Regions from separate parts of the Homo sapiens genome. Here region 1 is linked to region 2. A link is an interaction called in ENCODE POLR2A ChIA-PET data of the cell type or tissue named here. Cell type or tissue: GM12878. All regions are shown on one strand. Each heading gives the region's core, and the rest is flanking DNA. Links, peaks and the distances in the headings are about the cores only. Region 1 overlaps RGL1 (ral guanine nucleotide dissociation stimulator like 1). Region 2 overlaps RGL1 (ral guanine nucleotide dissociation stimulator like 1).

Region 1 (9,941 bases), core at 1,913-6,912, 87 kb after region 2:
AGCCATCATGACACCTCTGGAGGTGTCAAGCTCCTGAAACAAGCTCATTTCAGTTTCTGGCAACCCCGTGTATTTCCGTTTTCCCCCTAAAGAACATATCATAATCATTGCACAAATAACCATGTTCTTTGGTAATGAAGCCAGAAAAGAAAGCGCAAAAGAATGGTGACTCATTTGGACTCTTATCTGTCTTGGAATGTCACTGCTTCATTGCCTTCTCTGATTGCCTTTTGCATGTAAAACTATGTGTCTGGAGTCTTTTGCCATCTGGATCTTAGTACCTCTTTATTATGTGCAATTTATTCCTCAGGTGTGGAAATTTCTACTGCAATTGACTACGTTTGATTATTTTGAGCTTGTGAAAGATTTCTGAACAGTGATTGTCCCGTTAATAGCCCCTCAGAAGATGTTCCCTGCTGATAACAGCATCCTATTTTACTTACTTTTATAGCATTACTGTGCCTAGTCGTGGGGAAAGAGATGGGGCTGTATAGATTATCTGAATCATTTGTCTAAGAGGTACATTCTTCCAGATGGAATCAATAACTTTTTTTTTTCCAGGTTCCCGTGCTTGCTATCACAGTATCATTGTTAAGTGACACTTTTGTCTCTCATAACACCATCACACTCTTCCTTCCAAGTCTGAGCTGTGCTGGGGTTTGAACTAAAAGCCATATGTGGAATATTGACATGTGTAAGAAGCACTTTCAGAATGTTGTCCTTTTTAAGAAATGATTCTCAAAATACCAGTTTTTATTCCAAAAATTTAGAGAACAAACCCGGAATATGAAGTGCAGATTGTAACATGGAGCTATTTTTTTTTCTTAATCCCATAATACAGCTCCTAAAAGTTGTGTGGGATTTGCGTTGCATAAATAGCCATGTGAATTCCACAAGAAGCACCAGGGAAAGTTTAGAGATTTGCGGCAATGGACCGAAGAACGGGCCAGGAAGTCCTCCAATTTCCTTTGGTCTTTCCAGGAGATTGGACTACACATTGTAAAGACTGACTGGGTTTCAACTAGTCAAAAAGCACTTTCTTCTGTTTTCAATCCCTGTTCGATTTGTGCTTCTGTGCTTGTAGGAGAGATGGCCAGGGTGGCAGCCCTCATGCAGGTTGAAGTATATGTAGCCTCAGCCTGATATTCTTGGTGCGAAGGTAAAAAAAAAAAAATAAATAAAACCATTGGCCTGGTTGAGGGCGTGACCACCAAGACATATATGTTGTGCCCGTGTTCATCCTGTGTATTTATACTGTATATGTAGAGTCTAGATTTATATACTGCAATGTAAAATATATATATATTTACCTTTTTTAAAGACAATGGAAATTCCAAGTAGCTAAAACTTAGCTTCATTTATTTAATGCCACTTTAAATGTCTTAAATTTGTTTCCTGGTGGACAGCCGGGTAATGCTTTTAGCTGCTCGCATGCTTGTCTTTCTGCATCTCCATCATCTGTTTACCTTTTGGTTAAACTAATAAACTAGTTTGGGACTTGGCTGGCATGTGCTGCCAGACCCAAAGGGATTGTATCTGGATTATTAACCAGGTGGGTTTTGGGTTCCAGTGTGTCAGTAAGCTTTTGGGAAGCCCGCTGAATTGGTTGGAGGAGCACAGGGAAAGCCAGTGGCAGAGTTAGGTGGGATCCTCCCCACTGGCAAGTGTCACAAGCCTTTGGGGGAAAGAATGACTTCCTTAGGAGACTGCAGTCAGAGATGATGCCGTTGCTAGATTGCTGTTCTTAGGGATGGAGTCTCACTCTGTCGCCCAGACTGGAGTGCAGTGGTGCGATCTCAGCTCACTGCAATCTCCGCTGCACCAGTTCAAGCAATTCTGCCTCAGTCTCCTGAGTAGCTGGTATTACGGGCGTGAGCCACCACACCCAGCTGATTTTTGTATTTTTAGTAGAGGTGGGGTTTCACCATGTTGGTCATGCTGGTCTTGAGCTCCTGACCTCAGATGATCTGCCCACCTCAGCGTCCCAAAGTGCTGGGATTACAGGCATGAACCACCGCACCCGGCATGGGGACACTTAATAATCCAACTTAGAGTGAGGGTCCAAGTTAGCATTTTGTCACCTTTCTGAGAGCCTTTCCCCGCATTTTGTGATGGATACCACCTGCATAATTCTTGAAACCGCCCATGGTGCCTTGGAAGCCAGGGGGACCTCCATGGAGGGAGGAAAGGCATTCCCGAAAGAATTACACTTGAAATCCTTTTAAACTGATCCATGCAGTTTCCCCAAAGGCATTACGTCTGAGGCCAGCTTCACTGGACAGATGCACAGTATTGTCATTTATCATACTGTTAAAAAGTTCCCAGGATTATTTTCTAGTAGATTTCTAAATGGATCCAAATTATCAAATGTTCTGTGCCCTTGTGGAATTTTTAGAGGAAGCCAAGTAGAAATTTTAATAATAGGAAATTGATAATATGGGGTAGGGCAGAAAAAAAAGGGAATTTTGTCTTTGGTACTTGTTTTTTCAAGATCATTCTAAAAGCCTGTTTCCCTTGTTTTGCCTTTTTCTAGAAACTGGGCCTGGGGACAGTCTGCCTGAAGGAATAATGTCTTAAACTTGTCTTCTTTGGAACGTTTGTAAATTCTCCCTGCAGCGCAGGATCATTAGGAGGCATACAATACTGCTTTACGTGTCCTGATTTCAGGGGGACTGAGGAGGTTCCTGACTCAAACCTCTTTTTCTTCAGATGCCTACATTTCCACTAGGCAAAGTTATTTCCATTGCATTTTGCATTGCTTTTCCCCCTAGACATCTCTCTTAAAATTAAATACCTTTGGAAGGGATGTGTTAGGCTAGGCTAGGCTGGACCGAAGTAACAAACCAAGAAATTTCAACAGCTTAAGACCGAGGTTTATTTTTTCTTTCACGGGACAGTGTAATGCAAGCCAGGAAACTCCTTAGTAGCTTTTCTCTAACAGCAGCTCACAGATCCAGGCAGCTTCCATCTTGCAACTTCGCCATCTCGGTGTTTCCCTTCCAGTCACAGTGATGATAAAGAGAGTAAAGAGAACTCACAAACTGTTCCCAACTGCCTTAGACCAAAGCGACACCTGTCACTTCTGTTCACAGCCCATCAACCAGTCCCCGGGCCCGATGTGAGTACAGGGGAGGTGGGAAATGCAGGAGAAACCTGGAGGAGTTGATGAACACGACCACCTCTGCCACAGAGGGGTAATGCCTTCTCCTAGGGTGCACGGGTTTGTTCACCGTTGGCAGTCATCAGAAAGTGTTTGGAAGAGATGGCAGTGAGGACTTGAGAGGAGGCTGCACAGAACAGAGGAAGAGTTGAAGAAAGAGAGATGCTGAAAGGAGAAAATACTAGAAAGAACAATTTAATTTTGTCTAGAACTAGCCTTGATCTTATTTTTTAATTTAATTTTATTTTTTGGACAGGGTCTCACTCTGTCACCCAGGCTGGAGTGGCGCAACCTCAGCTCACTGCAGACTCCGCTTCCTGGGCTCAAGCGATTCTCCAACCTCAGCCTCATGAGTAGCTGGGACTACATCCGCAAGCCACCAATGCCCTGCTAATTTTTTCTTTTTCTTTTTTTTTTTTTTTTTTTTTGTATTTTTTATACAGATAGGGTCTTGCCATGATTCCCAGGCTGGTCTCAAACTCCTGAGCTCAAAGCGATCTGCCTGCCTTGGCCTCCCAAAGTGCTGGGATTACAGGCATGAGCCACCACGCCCAGCCAATCTAATTTATTTTTAATTTTTAACATACAGTCACTCACCAACAATTTATTTTCTTCTGATGTGGTTCCTACTTTGATGACACTAGGAGCTACTTTACAGATGTAGTTGTAAGTCAGGTTAAAAAAAGAAACCTAGGAAATGTAAAGTATTTACACAAAACCCAACAGATCAAATAGGAGCCAGGCAAATTTAATTATTTTAGACTCACAATTTGGCAACCATTATTGGGTGTGGTTTCTCAACATCTCTACCCAGAAACCTTTGTGGAAGCAAGTTTCTTACTTAAAATTTCAAGGAATCCAATGTATGTAATGTTTTCTTAAGAGTTTGAAGGCACCTTACAAATCATGTAGTCAGTGGCCTCGTATTATAGATATGAGGCTGAGACACAGAACAGTTAAGTTGCCCAAGTTTTAGGGACAGAGCTCTGGATCATCAAACCCCACTCTGAGCATATCACACTGGGCCAGGCACTGAATGGAGGAGGCTCTCCTGACAGACACTTCCACAGCCTCACGGAACTGGAGAGAATCCCTGGGATCTGTGGGCTCCATCCCCAGCCTTCCAGTCACATGAATTCCCACAAACTATCTCGGTCAGCTGGGCACCTGGTTGGTTCTTTGAAGTGTCTGAGGAACATTCTACTGAGGGTCAGAGCACTGCCACCTACTATCCTGAGCATCATTTCCATCCCACAGATGAGGAAATGGCCAAAAAGATGATTATTGTGAGTTAGCACCCCAGCTGGATTGGAATCCATTTCTGATCTGTAGTCTCGGGTGTTCCCCGGGGGTGCCTGCAGCGGGAGAAACTCCTAGGAGAGGCATCAACTGACAGGAGTTAACAAAGGAGGAGCAGATGGGACTGGGGCTTGAGTGGCGTTCAGGAGAGCCAGTTTTAAGACCACCTGGATCAGCCTCCCTGTAAGCCAGTTATCAGTATCCAAGTGCTTTAACACAGGCTTCTCAGAAGAAATCATTTTTATTCCTACCATTATTTCATACCAAAGCATCATTATGTGCTACAGTTCCAATTTCTTACACAAGAATGAAAAGGGTTACCAATGCAGCAAGTTAAAAAAAAAAAAAAAGAAGAAGAAGACTGAATGATTTAAGCTGTTTCTGAATTGTTCCTGCCATAAAAAAAAAAAAAAAAAATCAAGGCACCAGTTTTGAAATGGGAGAAGCATTCTAAATGAGACTGTTAGCTTGCCCTTTGACATCGATTTCTGATCCTCATTTATTCAGTATCTAACATCCAAGTCTGCAGAAATATGTTATCTGAGAGTTTGCAGTATGACCAGCTGAATAATCAGTATATGAGGTTTCACAGGGGAGACAGACATGGGTTAGAAGTGCCAGCTTTATGTATCAGGCTGTGTGTGTGTGTGGTGAGACAGAGTGCAAGAGTGAGAGATTAAAACATTAAATTTTACTGAGAAAACAAGAAATGAGACACATTATCCCCCAGCAGCTTGGAAGTGGATGCAGTTTGGTGAGATCTGACTGCCTCGGTCTGACTCCCAGGCCACTTACTACCTTAGGCAAGTTGCTTCCCTTAGCTCTTTGCCTTATCTGAAAGATAGAGATTAATGAATAGTTCCTACTTCTTGAGGTTCATGCTGTATTAAACTACACAGCACACGTAGGGAAAGTGCGGTTCACTTTGGTGCATGATACAAGAGTTAGTTGCTGTTATTCCTGGGAAGCTTCTGGCCTAAGGGAAGTCATGTCTTCAAAGAAGCCCTCCAACCTCCTCCCGGGAGGAGCCAAATGGTCCAGACGTGAAACTCTTAGAGGTGGGGCTTCCACGTGTGGAACGGCACCCTGCGAAAAGCTAAGCCTGCTTGCTGCTCTGGGGAGAGACTGACTCACGGAGCTGGAGGGCGTCCAGGGCTCCTGCAGCTTGTTCCACGGCTGGGGTCCAAAAAGGCTCACAGAGACGGGGATGTGGGCCCGGCGCAGCCTCCCTGGCCAGCCTGCAGGCTTTGCAGTGGGCACTCTCGCTGGACGGGCTGTGACAGGAGAGGCTGGCTGATGTCAAGCAGCCCTGGGCCGGAGTGTCCCTCTCAGGGCCTGAGAGATCGGCCACCACACAGAGCTGGCAGCGATTCCCATGAGTCCCCACCTCCTTGGGTGGATTTTTCTCACCAGAAACTCTGCTCCCTGCTCCTGGGTACCCCCTTCTGTGTCTGTCCACAGTCCCTGTGTCTTTCCTACAGGAAGGGGTTCTCGACTCTGGTTCCAGAGGCCCTGTCCAGGGACAATGGAGATGCTTGATTGTGAGTTATTGCTCTTCCCCAAGCATTGGGGGCACTGGACATTTCACTTGTTCCTGTGCAAGCGGTTCAACTCAACACCAACTCAATCTCTCCCATAGTTGCAGACTTAAAAGGATAAAACTCTAAGGACAAGGCTGTCACCACTTCCATTTGAAGCCTCCCTCCTACCACACTATTTTCCCCATTGGTTCCCTCTCCTCTTTCTTGGCCTGTGCACTGGCATCACTGTCTCCAGCGATGGGCTTGCATTAGTCTCTTCTCCCCACTCCTTGCACTTCTCTCCCAGACTGTGCTCTGAGCACCAGGACTTTGCTCCGTGTGTGGTGCGCTAGAAGCTGCCTCTTTCCTCTCCCCTCGGATTCTCAACAGGCTTGCACCACTCTGTCCCTTGCACTCAACTCTGCTCATGGTTTCCTCCCCTGAGCTAGGCCTGAGCAACAATATCATCCCCTTCAAGTCTTCACAATTTATGCTAGCAATTTTTAAAAGCAGTTAAAGCCCTTCAGGCCACACCATCAAAATGCCTGGACAACTGAACTCCTGTCTGGGGGTCTGTTCCAAACTTCTCATTTCCTTTTGGGAGAAGAAACTGTCGCTGATTAATTTCCAAGCATCTAAGAACAGAGAGAGAGAGAGAGCTGCCCACTCCACTTTGAAAATCAAATTCCCCCACTAGTAAGAGCCCAGACATCCACCCAGCCACCCGTGGAATAGGAAACCCCCATCAAAGCCTTGCCAGGTCCATGGGGGCAGAGCTAGTGCTCTGTGGGCCCTAGGATTGCTCAGACATGGTAAGTTTACTAAAGCACCTGTTCCAGAGAAGCCAGGCTGGAGAATTACAGGGACGGGCATAAAAACAAACTCCATAAATTAAAAATAAAGAGAAGGCAATCCTCAGAGACGATTCTTCATTCTTTCCACTCTTTTTGAGGGCAGATGGGAGGATGGATGGCTTTGGATTGGAAGCAACACAGCTGGTGTCACAGAGGCTACTGAACAAAGATCAGCTCACATATTAGCACATCCATGGGTGGAAGCAAAATACTAGGGCATTTCAGTAATTCACAGAGCAGAAAGGAAGCCACTCTTCTGCCCAGCAACAAAGTTTAATGGAGCCATTCCACCACTTACCTTGGAACCCCATTCAGTGTCTGACAATTCTGTCAATGAATTCTTCCTGAAAGCTCACCTAAACTCCTCTTGCTCTGTCCCTGGGATAAGAGGGAGCACCATTTTTCACGTAATCTTTTGTAATATAATGTACTAAAATCTACCATCATTACTTCTCTCTTCTCCAAGCAGGTACAAAAGGACATTGTCCACACTTTGGTTCTTGTCTCAGCTGCCCTACACTGACTTAGGGCCGCGGGCTCACAGGGAAGCCCCTCATATGCCCCTCCTCTCCTGCTGGCCTTCCTCCCTCAGCTGCATTTAATTGAAGGACAGCCGGTTCCCCTGAAATAATAAACATCACCACAAAACATCATGTGGGCGTGACATTTCCAAAGCTGTCTACTCTTAGTTTTCAGAACGTGTCACCCCTTACATGCTATTTTCTTCTCATATAGCCAGCCTCATTTTAACTTTACTTTGTCATTATTTAACTCCTTAGTGAATTAACTTCTGTCAGGGAGATCACTTCTGGATCATTTCTTTCCTCTGTTTAGTTGGCAAGAATGTCTCAAAAGCACGTTATAGAAAGCCTCCTGGGAAGACACATCTTTATTTTATAGTTACTAGCGGGAGGGATTTGCTCCAATCATAAGGGAAAAACCATAAGATTCCCAAATTTGTAGCTGAGTGGGAATATTTCTTGTTTTGGACATCAACATTTTACTGGAAGCCTCTGTATTATCTGTCAAGATGGTAACCAAACTTAGAATTCTCCCAGAAATGCTGGGCTCTGTGCTTATGATGAGACAGCCCTGAGAAGGAGACAGCCCTGAGAGGGAGGCAGCCAACTTGCCTTGCCAGCATGATTGTGTCTCAGTCTTGTTTGTTATCAACCCCAACACATGCCTAACTCTTCTGCCCTACTGAGTTCCCATGAATCCCACTTTGGCCCTTTCATAGTCCTGTCAGGCAATGCCTGGACAGCATCTCCACCCACTGTGCCCAGCCCTCCTCCCTCTTCTGAACTCCAATTCATCCTCCAAAACCCAACCCAAATGTCACCTTCTCAGCAGAGCTGCCCTGACAGTCCTCCTCTGCCCATTTTGTTCATCTCTGAAATAAAACCATCCTGTTTGGCAGCCACCTGCTTTATGTTGCTCCTCCATTGGACTGCGGGCCCCACACAGCAGTAGGGACCTTACCTACTTCTCTGAGCATCTCAGTGCCCAGCACAAAGCCTGCAGCAAGGCAGTGTTCACAGCCTGGTTTTTGAGATTAGGGGTAAGCTTGATCTAAAAATTCAAGCAGTCACTGAGATCAACAAGGATTTTCTTTTTGTTGCTGCTGTTATTTTTCCCCAGGAAAAAGCTCTTTGGCCTTGGACTGGTATCACAGTATCTCAGTATCTTTTGATGAACGGATAGGCTGACCTGTAGCACAAAATGCAAGATGGACACCTCCACTCCCTCCCAGTGGGGGCTCTCTTCCATCTTTCTGTACCTTGGAATCCTTTTCAGCTTACATAACAGTACCCATCAGTTTAAAACAACCCTCACTGCACAGTAAGGGCAGCAACCACCCTCCCCTCATTTGCCATGGGGATCACACAGCAGTGATGGTTCCCCCTGACTCTGACATCCTTGGTCAAGGGCAGACCTGGTAATCTCTGCAGCGTTGGCCATTGATCAGTGCCTGCGGAAGCAATTGACAATCATATCTTTGAGCTAAGTTTTTTTTTAATTTTTCACAAAGAGCTCCAGAAGGCAAATAGTTTATCACTTCCCCACTCTGAAATAGCACGCAAGACAGATGATGCAGGGGAACGGGTGTCCACTCTTTCTTGTTCTCAGAGCTCCTGCAGCAGGCCTGAATGAACCGCAAGCGGGGCCCATGCAGCGTGTCCTCTGCAAAGTGCAGGTGTTCAGTCCACACACAGCAGCACCAGCACTGCTGATGTCACGGTTGTCTGTCCAGAAGATCCCACGTTAGATCCCAAGAGAAATCCAGACAGGGTTTAGCCTCCAGAGGCAGAGAGCGGGTGCCAGGCCCAGATGCAAAGGCCTCTATACTGACGCCCTCACATGACACTGCAAAGGTCAAATGTCAAAGGTCAAATGTCTTGGCTTAGGACTATAAGGGAGAGATAGGACAAATAATGAGGTCAAGGAACCTCTGGATTGCTGAAGAGATGACTTTAAAAAAAAAGTCACATCTGCGGCTCACAGTGTTCACCAGAAAAGAACACTGCTTGGGATTCTAGACCTGAGCAGGGAGAAACAAACCGGGCTAAAGGAGACAGAACTTTCTTCACAGTAGAACAGTCCTAGTCTAAAATGCTAGAATTTAAGTCCAAAGTCTTTTAAGAATGAGAGTTCTTAAATCTGTCAGACCAGCTGACAGGGGAACAGGAAAAAAAAAATTCTCTATTAAACAAAACACCACAAAAATCAACCCAAACTTCCTTCAACCCCAGCACCCCAGCCACCTCCCACCCCATTAAAAAAGTCATTAAAGTCATGCACACATGCACACACTCAAATATGAAAACAAAAACCAGATACCCAAGGAAATCTTAGGAATCACCTAAGGAATTTTCACTCGCTCCCCAGATGCTCTTTCTGTTTTTCTGGGGGTGGGTGGGAAAGGAAGTCACACTGACAGCTAAGTCTAAGCGGCACAATTTAGAGTTGGGTGAGTTCCCTTTCCTCCAGCGGCCTAGCTTGCTGGTCAGTGTAGAAGGGTACCCACAGTGAGTCGGGAAGGAAGGCCGAGGCTGGCGTCTGGTGGAAGGCAAGCTGCCTCTTGTCCTAAAGTGGGGACCCGCCCCT
Region 2 (9,941 bases), core at 2,132-7,131:
CACACTAGAAATCAGGTGAAGTTTCCAGATTCTTTATTTTCCTTCATTTTATTCTCTACATCCAATTGATCAGAAGTCTTGATGATCTTCTTTTTGATTATTTGATGGGAGGGTAAATGTGTCCCTCCCATCTGCCACCTTCTCCATTCCTATTATTGTACTAGTTAAAGCCCTTGCAGTTGCTTATCTGGAATATCCACAACTTTCGTACTGGTTTTTCCAACTTTAAAACTGTCCTCATCAAATCTGTCCTCCACGTTGATTTCCTTGACTATGCTTAAAACCTCATCATTGGTCTCCCATTTCAACAGGACACAGAGTCTCAGCTCCTTAGCATGCAACCTAAGTCCTCCATAATCAGGTAGTCTCCTGCTGGCTCTCCAGCCAAAGCATTCCTTCCCTCTGTCATATTGTTTATGCAGCCACACATTTTCCCCCTGTAGTGGTGGAAAGGTATGATGCCTTTCCTCACCCATCATAAGGGTCATCGGTAACTCTCCTATAACAAAAGACAGGTTAACAAGAGAAAAGCATAACAGATTTCTTTAATCAAAGTTTTATGTGACATGGGAGCCTTCAGAAATAATGGCCCAAAGAGCCAGAGGAAACTTTCCATTTTTATGCTTAGAGTCAATGAAGAATGGACAGCCATGTGGAAATGTGATTGGATGAAACGGGTATGATCTAATGGTAATAGACTAAGGGGGAACCCAGCAAGGCCTGTCTGTTCAGATTCTTCCTGGCCACTCTTTGTAGTATTCTTCTTTCCCCCTGGGTGTGGGCCAGGACCCCTATGGAATGAGGGTCTTATGATCTACTATCAGACAAGGTAGGTCAGAGAATTTATGGTCAGCTTCTAAACAAAAAGGTGAGGGAGGTTAGAGCAATATTTCCAGGCTTTAAGCCTTGCTTTAGGATAAGAGGGGGTTCTAGTTTCTATGACTCACCTTGGGAAGGAGGAATCCTGGTTTCTATGATTCACTTCAAGGGAGAAAGAAGTGTAGGAGACAGGAGGGCAGGAAAAGGTCAGAGAATTTGCTTCTGAGGCTGCTTCTGAGGCCTTCCAATTCCTTTAGTTCAAAGTCCTCAGCATGTCAAAGTTCCATACTTTGGGATAGCGTTTTCATGACTTTTTTAATGCTTGTTTCTCTGCCTGCTGTGCCCTCCCCAACATAGTTAACTCTCATTCATTATGTGAAACCCAGTGCAGGCCAGGTATGGTGGCTCATGCCTGTAATGCTAGCACTTTGAGAGGCCAAGGTGGGAGAATCGCTTGAGTCCAGGAGTTTGAGACCAGCTTGGGCAATATAGCGAGGCCTTGTCTCTAAAAAATAAATAAATAAATAAATAAATAATAAATAAATAAATAAATAAATTAGCTGGGGTGGTGCGTGCCTGTAGTCCCAGCTACTTGGGAGGCTGAGGTGGGAGGAATGCTTGAGCATGGGAGGTTGAGGCTGCATTGAACCCTGATTGCACCACTGTACTGCGGCCTGGGCAATAGAGATGGACTGCATCTCTAACAAACAAACAAAACAAAACAACCCAGTGCAGACAGAACCTACTTAAGAAGCCTTTTCTGACACCTCCTTTACACTGGGCCCCTCTTGGTGCTTCCCTCCATGTCTTGCCTCTCTCTCCACCATTTTACTCACATTTTATTGTAATGGTTTCTTTGTGTCTGTTTCCTTCACCAGACTGAACAACTTGGTTGCCAGAACTGCATGCTATTTACCTTTATATGTCTAGTACCTTGCACAGTGCCTGGCACATAGTACCATTTAGTTAATATGTAGCTGAATAAGTAGATGAATAAATGGAAAAGACAGCCATTGTGTATGTGCTAGTAGCATAAAAATACAGGATACACAATTACATTTCAAATTCAGATAAATAACAAATAGGTTTTTTTAGTATGCATAGATCCCAAACATGGAATGGGACATACTTATACCACATAGTATGTAATTATTCATTATTTCTCTGAAATTAAAATTTCACTGGGCATCCTGTAATTTATCTGTCAACCCTAACCTAGCAAAAAAGTGACTTCCCACCCAATATTAGGTTAGCACAAAGGTGATTGTGACAAGTTTTGGTTTAAGTTTTGTTAAGTTTGCCACTATTTTTAATGGCAAAAGCCATAATCACCTTTGCACCAACCTAATAAAAGTTCACACAAGGCAGAACCTCATGTTGAGCTTGACATCATGGGCCCTAAAGTATTTTCTAGACTTTACCTTAACATCTCTGAGTGTCCTGTGTGTAAATAGTCACTGTAGTACTCAGGTGTATTGGCCTTGTCATGTTCTGCTGGGTGTCATTACATACATGATTTCTGCTGAGAGAATGATGCAAATTTTGTTGCATGGCAAAGAAATTTATGCAGTTGAGTAATATGGAGAGATGAGCAGAGCTTATTTGTGAGTCAGCTTGTGGGTTTTCCTATACAGGTGGAGTATCCTTAATCTTAAAACCGAAATTCAAAGTGCTCCAACATCCATGCTTATTGCAGTGTTTTGCAGTTTGGATTTTCAGAATGGGGATACTTGAATGGTAAGTATAGTGGGAATATTTCAAAATCTGAAAAATTCTGAAATCCAAACCACTTTCAGTCCCAAGAATTTGAGATAAAAGATCCTCAGCCTGTATTGTGGTGGTTTGTTGTTGCTGGATAGTGGTTGTAGGGCATATGAAAAGGAAGCATAAAACTTACTTTTGGTGTTTGGGGATGAATGTAGGGATTGGGTGTGGGTTTTAGATTTTTGGAGGGAGTTAACAGCTGGAATAGTACTCACTATTTACTTTGCTGCTCAGGCCAAGATGCCTGAGAACTGATATACTGAAGAGTGATCATGGTGTGGAGGACTCCATACTGTCTCCATCCTAATGAGGTTGTTTGCTTAACACGTTCCCTGTTAAACTATCAGATGACTGAATTATTATTTTGATTGAAGGGACTTTTTTTTTTTTTCAAATTAGAAACACCCAACTGGTTAACAGTTTATGTTTTAGAAGGTGAAAGAGTTTATTTTTCCATGACTGGAAACGGAATTGAAATATGGCATCTTTCATCTCTCACATGCCCTTTTTCCTCTCCGTCTCATGCCAAAATCGATAATTATGGAAATTACCTGGTAGGACACTTGGGCACAGTTTTAGATATTTACCCCATAGGACTCAGACATGTTCTCTTAGAAAAAGCTGGATTCTAAAGGCACAAAGATCAACCAAAAAAACAAACATGAAACATTTTTGTGGTCACAGTACCGTGATCTTGTCAGTAAAGCGACGGTCTATGATTAAATCCAGATTGAGCTGTTTCCTGTTAGCGTGCTAACCCACAGGACAGGCTCAGGCCTCCGTGTCTTGCTTTCTAAGTCTGGGTTATTAAGCACTTGTCTGACAAGGGTTCCACCCCTTTCGTCTTCAACTTAATAATTCAAAGTTACTAAGATAATATAAGCAAAAACAGGTCCTAAAGTCTCTTAAAACACTTACAGACCTATAGGAATCTTTTCTTGCAAAAATGAAACTTTTAACATTTTAGCTTCTCTTGTCGGGCCATATGGCAGAGTATTTTTTGTGTTTCCCCTCTGTACAGTTTCATTTCAAAATAATTTCAGTGGTAAGCAGATCATTTTAAGTTTTTGTTTCATAAGAAATGTACTCTATTTGAATGTTGGCAAATTAGAAGTCATCAGATCTTTCCCCTGCCATAATAAGCAGGTATTAGGATATTTAGCAGTTCTACAGAAAATGACATTAAGCAAATTCTCTGATAACTTAACATGCATTGTTATTTTGTGTGAGAATGATTGTAGGCACAAGAGCAATTCTATACTTATTTTATGATATTGTCATTGATGTTCACTTTGAAAATTATTTTTTAAATCTAAATTTTCAAAATATTTTATTAGTCTTCTGTTAGGTCATATGTGGTTCTTCCTAATGCACAGATGCAAACCCTGAGGAACAAATACTGTTAAAGGGACTTACAGGAATCATGTATGCATATTGAAATTTTTTCCGAGTAAGAAAGTACTGAAAGAGAGGGGCTGGGTTAATGAGAAACATAATTCCATTCCCAAGGGAGAACCCTGGCTTTCTGCCAAATCTCTGCTTTCTGGCAGGAAATGGGACCCACTTCATCAGGTCCTTTGACAAGCATTTTTCTCTGTGTTTGAATTTTGGGACACGTCAATACTCGGTGAAAAAATAGTTCTTTTAAATAATCATCACTTTTGATAAGAAGGATTTAGAATTAAAGTAGAGTTTCCATTGTAAGTAAAATAAGAATCGTCAAATTTCAACATTGTTTGGTAAGGGAACACTGTTATTATCACAAGGCGAGGAAGCTTGATTTAAATCAGAGTTTGACTATCCCTAACCACTGAGAAGCCATTCCTTTTATTGTTGTTAATATTTAACATTGAAGTATATTTTCATGTTTTTTTTTGTTTGTTTGCTTTTGAGATGGAGTCTCGCTCTGTTGCCCAGGCTGGAGTGCAGTGGCACAATCTCCAGCCCACTGCAACCTCCGCTTCCTGGGTTCAAGTGATTCTCCTGCCTCAGCTTCCTGAGTAGCTGAGACTACAGGCACGCACATTACACGTGGCTGATTTTGTATTTTTAGTAGAGATGGGGTTTTACTATGTTGGCCAGGCTGTTCTTGAACTCCTGACCTCAGGTGATCCACCCCCCTTGGCCTCCCGAAGTGCTGGGATTACAGGCGTGAGCCACCGCTCCCATCCTGAAGTATATTTTCTAACTGCTACTTTTGAATATCATGCAGGCTGACAATTATTTTGGCCAGGTCTTTTGAAGTGACAAGGTACAAAACACAAAACATCCTGACATTTTTGTATTAATAAAGAGATCAAAGGAATACACATTTGAAAATAAAAATTAACATTATATTTTATAATGTTTTGATTTTTCTTTTTTAAATGAAAAGTGGTAAATATGAGTTAAGTTTTAAATGCATTACAGTAATTTAATAAGCCAAAATTTTTCAAAGTATGTGCATTCTGAAGTTCTGCAAGATGCTCTCAGACTAAAGAGAAATCCATCTGGAAATGCTGCATACCATACCCCTCTCTTGGAGTTGAATAACACCGTTGGCATATGAGAAATTCTGCAGTAAAGAGATATCATTGACTTTGTTGAACTCTATAGTTCCCAAACTTGACCATAGGAGTTTTTTTTGGAACTAGTGTTTTACGGCACACACTTCAAGCAACAGTGAACCAAATAATTAATAACATGTAGAATTCTAAACCATATATCTTTTTCACTTATTGTTTCTGATAAAGTTAATTGGAACTTCTGGGGAACAGATGGGTACTACAAGGTTTGTTCTAAAACTACATATAGAGTGATAAAGAACAGCTATTAGACCCTGATCTGAGTCAACAGTCTTAAGAGGCCTAAAGAAATGTTTGCTATTTTGCCTGAACCAGATCCCTCTCCCTAGAAAACTTTCAGAAATTAAATAAAGAGATAAAGCCATCTACCACATAAGCTGGAGTCTTAATTTTAATTCCTGTTAGCGGTTTGACATGATGACATTAAGCTATTCTAACCCCCTTCTGAAAGCAGTTGCCACCACTCTGGTCTTTCTGAAAGCAATCCATCTGTTAGTTTCCTTCCAGTAGTTTGATTTCTGACAGGCCAGGTGAAGGAAAAGCAAACATGCTACTTAGTAAGCACAATATCATCATTAGAGATCCACTTCTTTCTTCTTTGTGTCTCTTCTTTAATTTTCACATGTGACTATTTCAATTTAGGAAATCTGACATAAAACAATTACAATTCAACTTGCGATTCAGATAAACCGCCTGGCGATTGTTCGCATCACTTAGGATTATTTTTGCTTTAGAAATAGACCTCCTCTCTTTAGAGCAGTTTCCTTAGTGCCTATGAAGGATGAGTTAAACTTTCAAAATTGCATCTCTGTATAATTTGTTAGGCACAGATTTACTGCAGAATGTAAGGCACACCAATATTTTTCTTCATTTTAATTCTCTTCCCTTATACTCAAATTTTAAGCTGTGAAGATTTTATTACCAATGAATTTTTATGTATTATGGTTTATATCTACCAAGGTACAATTATATCTACCAATATTCATTTACAGTTTCATTTTCATGTGCTAGCTGCTTCTCGTGAGTAAATGTCTTCTTTTAGACTTTGCAAGTTTCCAGAAGGCAGGGTCATACACCCACCCACCCTTTTCATCACTCCCCAGAGCTTAACCCAGTGGTGCTTGGTACAACCATTTTCTCAGTCAGCTCTGTTGATTGCTGATGATATTGAATCAAAATGCACATTGCCGTCTGTGGACTGAAGAAAGTCAGATCATGATTCCATCTCCATAGATTTCCACGGAGAATATACTCCAACCATGGCCAGTTTTTCAAGCTATCAACATGATTTCAACTGGCTCACACAAATTCTTAAAATTTAACAATCCTCTCTCCAAAACCAGTATGACTCAGCTCCAGCACTCCACCATAGGAGCTGTCTTTAGGAATGAGTGTGCAAAAATTTTTTTCCCATTCTCTAGGTTGCCTGTTCACTCATAGTTCAACCATTGTGGAAGACAGTGTGGCGATTCCTCAAGGATCTAGAACCAGAAACACCCTTTGTCCCAACAATCCCATTACTGGGTATATACCCAAAGGATTATAAATCATTCTACTATAAAGACACATGCACACGTGTGTTTATTGCAGCACTGTTCACAATAGCAAAGACTTGGAACCAACCCAAATGCCCATCAGTGATAGACTGGATAAAGAAAATGAGGCACATATACACCATGGAATACTGTGCAGCCATAAAAAAGGATGAGTTCATGTCCTTTGGAGGGACATGGATGAAGCTGGAAACCATCATTCTCAGCAAACTAACAGAAGAACAGAAAACCAAACACCGCATGTTCTCACTCATAAGTGGGAGTTGAACAATGAGGACATATGGACACAGAGAGGGGAACGTCACACATGGGGGCCTGTCGGGGGTGGGGTGACAGACTAGGGGAGGGATAGCCTTAGGAGAAATACCTAATATAGATGATGGGTTGATGGGTGCAACAAACCACCATGGCATGTGTATACCTATGTAACAAACCTGCATATGTATCCCAGCACTTAAAGTATAATTTTTAAAAAAAAAAAGAATAAAAAACTCCAACAACAACAACAACAAAAAAGAATGAGTTTGTCCAGGTGCAGTGGCTCACGCCTGTAATCACAACACTTTTGGAGGCTGAGGCGGGCGTATCACCTGAGGTCAGGAGTTCAAGACCAGCCTGGCCAACATGGTGAAAACCTGTCTCTCCTAAAAATGCAAAAATTAGTCGGGTGTGGTGATGGGTGCCTGTAATCCCAGCTACTCGGGAGGCTGAGGCAGGAGAATTACTTGACCCCAGGAGGTGGAGGTTGCAGTGAGCCAAGATCACATCACTGCACTCCAGCCTGGGCGACAAAGCGAGACTCCATCTCAAAAAAAAGAATGAGTTTGAAAACTTTCCATGGAACAAAACAAAGGGAATGCTTGCTAAACCTGATCCTGGTATCATTAAAAATGCGCTTGGTAAAATTATATCAGCAAACTAGTTCTTGATAGGGGAGTAAGTAGAAGCAAATGTAACCATTATGAAGTAATACCTCTACTTCTAGAAAGGTAGGAAACACGCATACCTCCACCACCACCACCCTACCACACTAAACTCATAGGAGAGAGCATTGCCTTATATGACATGTAGAGAAATTAAATAAGAGTGAGGGTAAGCTGCATGCAGTGGCTCACACCTATAATCCCAGCATTTTGGGAGGCCAAGGCGAGAGGGTTGCTTGAACCCAGGAGTTTGAGACCAGTCTGGATAACATAGCGAGACACTATCTCTACCAAAAACAAAAATACAAAAATGAGCAGAGCATGGTTGCCTGAGCCTGTAGTCCCAGCTACTTGGGAGGCTGAGTCAGGAGGATCACTCGAGCCCAGGAGCTCCAAGCTGCAGTGATCTGTGATCACACCACTGCTCTCCAGCCTGGGTAACAAAAGGGATAAATAAATAAATAAGAATGAGAGGAAACATAACAGGCTATGGCCTTCAACTATTTCAATGCTTCCAATTTTACTTTAGGGAGTCATTTCTCCTTATGGTAATTGTTAATTTATTATACAGGTTGAAGGGGACCAGCTGCCTCCAGGACACACAGTCAGTCAATATGAAACCTGTAAGATCAGGACCATAAAAGCTGGCACCTTGGAGAAGCTTGTGGAGAACCTGCTGACAGCTTTTGGGGACAATGACTTTACCTATATCAGCATCTTTCTTTCAACGTACAGAGGCTTTGCCTCCACTAAAGAAGTGCTGGAACTACTGCTGGACAGGTAAGAATGTAAAGGAGCTTTTGAGTTGAAAGAAATGTAGGCTGATTATGGAGTGGAGCACGAGGTTCTGAATCACCTGCACTTGGTATTCGGAGAGAGATATGTGAGGAAAGATTAACGGGAAGGGATGACCTTTGGCACAAATGAAAAGAAGATCATTCAGGAGCCACTTATGGTCTGTTGCTGGGGAAAAATATCTCCTAAAAGATTTATAAAAGAGTTGAGAGTGGATACCTTAAATCTAGATTCAGTTGCTTTATGGATTTACTATTTGCCACCCTAAATTTCTCCATATTTTTATAATTTTATATTATTCAGTAAATAATCAGTTGACCAAGAATTTTACTGGGATGTTGTGGGGATGAAATGTGCTAATATGTGTGAAGTGTGGAGCTCATTCTTAGATCCACAGGAAGCAGCTTAGGAATGGTGGCAATGATGATGCGATGATGATGATAACTATTAACAGTCAGCATGTATTGACTGTTTTAAGGATCTGCACATAAATATCCTTGATCCGTATTTTTAAGCTACTTATTACATAGAGCAGTATACATTGATATTTACACACTGTTAAACTTTAGATTTTCCTCTTTATTTCTGTTTTATTTAGAATTAAACTTGGTCTTTTAGAAAATATCATTAAATCAACTTGATACTGGGAGGAAGAAAGCTGTCAGCCAAACAATTGTTTTAGAATCAGGAGAATCCTCATCTAAATCCTTATATTCTGGGGTTTCCTGCATAAGGAAGGAAATGAGATACGGCTTTCTGTTGGGCTTGTTGAGTATTGATGTTTGTTAACTAAATTTTTTTATTTTGAAAGTAATCTGTGCTCATGCTAAAAATTCTTACACTGTGGAAGAATATGCAAAATATTAAAGTTTGTTCATATTGCTGCCTTTTCCCCAAATAACATTTATTAGATTTAAAAATATTAGTAGTAAGAAGAAAATTAAATAGACCATCAACTAGGCAAATAACACATATTAACATTTTAAAAATAGAGGTAATCCATGTATATGGTGAAAAGTTCCATCAGCCCAGATAATTATAAAAATAAAAAGTAAAATATTTTTTTCTCCAAGCTCCAATCCCATTCCTCCCAGGAAATCACTGTGAACCATCCTTTTGTATTTTTCCCACACTTTTGGGTGTATAGAAAGTATGTATGTATATATACACACATTTATGTACTGTATGTCATATATATGATATGTTTATATATTTATCATATGACACATATACTTACCTATGATACAGATAGCATCACAGTACATAGTCTGTTCTGCAATTTTCATTTAAAAAATTTTTTTTTTCTATTTTTAGAGATAGGATCTTGTCCTGTTGTCCAGACTGGACTGGAGTGCAGTCACACAATCATAGCTCACTGCATCCTCAAACTCCGGGGCTCAAGAGATCAGCCTCAGCCTCCTGAGTTGCTAGGATGACAGGTGCATGCCACCACGCCTGGCCAGTTTTCAGTTTTTACTTATCTGCATATCTTGGAAATTTTTTACTCATTAAGTGAATTAGTA

Evidence for each region. Peaks named below come from ENCODE experiments on the same cell type or tissue, not always from the same donor. Only the 100,000 strongest peaks of a DNase experiment are listed, where the experiment ranks them.
Region 1: POLR2A ChIA-PET joins it to region 2 with 5 read pairs; 2 of 35 experiments call an interaction of 5 or more read pairs at or near these places.

The regions. Positions count from the first base shown.
Region 1 is chr1:183,927,003-183,936,943 of GRCh38, forward strand. RGL1 (ral guanine nucleotide dissociation stimulator like 1) reads left to right here. Exons shown (of 18, transcript NM_001297671.3): 18 at 1-1,530. It overlaps COLGALT2 (collagen beta(1-O)galactosyltransferase 2), which reads right to left. Exons shown (of 12, transcript NM_015101.4): 12 at 8,832-9,941. Among named protein-coding and RNA genes, the nearest start is that of COLGALT2, 110 kb to the right of the region's middle. In GM12878, for the core only: no CTCF peak of the experiment used is centred there; no DNase peak of the experiment used is centred there.
Region 2 is chr1:183,839,372-183,849,312 of GRCh38, forward strand. It overlaps RGL1 (ral guanine nucleotide dissociation stimulator like 1), which reads left to right. Exons shown (of 18, transcript NM_001297671.3): 3 at 8,195-8,403. Among named protein-coding and RNA genes, the nearest start is that of RGL1, 39 kb to the left of the region's middle. RefSeq lists an enhancer at 2,417-2,466. In GM12878, for the core only: no CTCF peak of the experiment used is centred there; DNase peaks (open chromatin) are centred at 2,368, 3,320, 4,090, 5,618 and 2 weaker places; H3K4me3 peaks cover 2,375 bases; H3K27ac peaks cover 4,557 bases.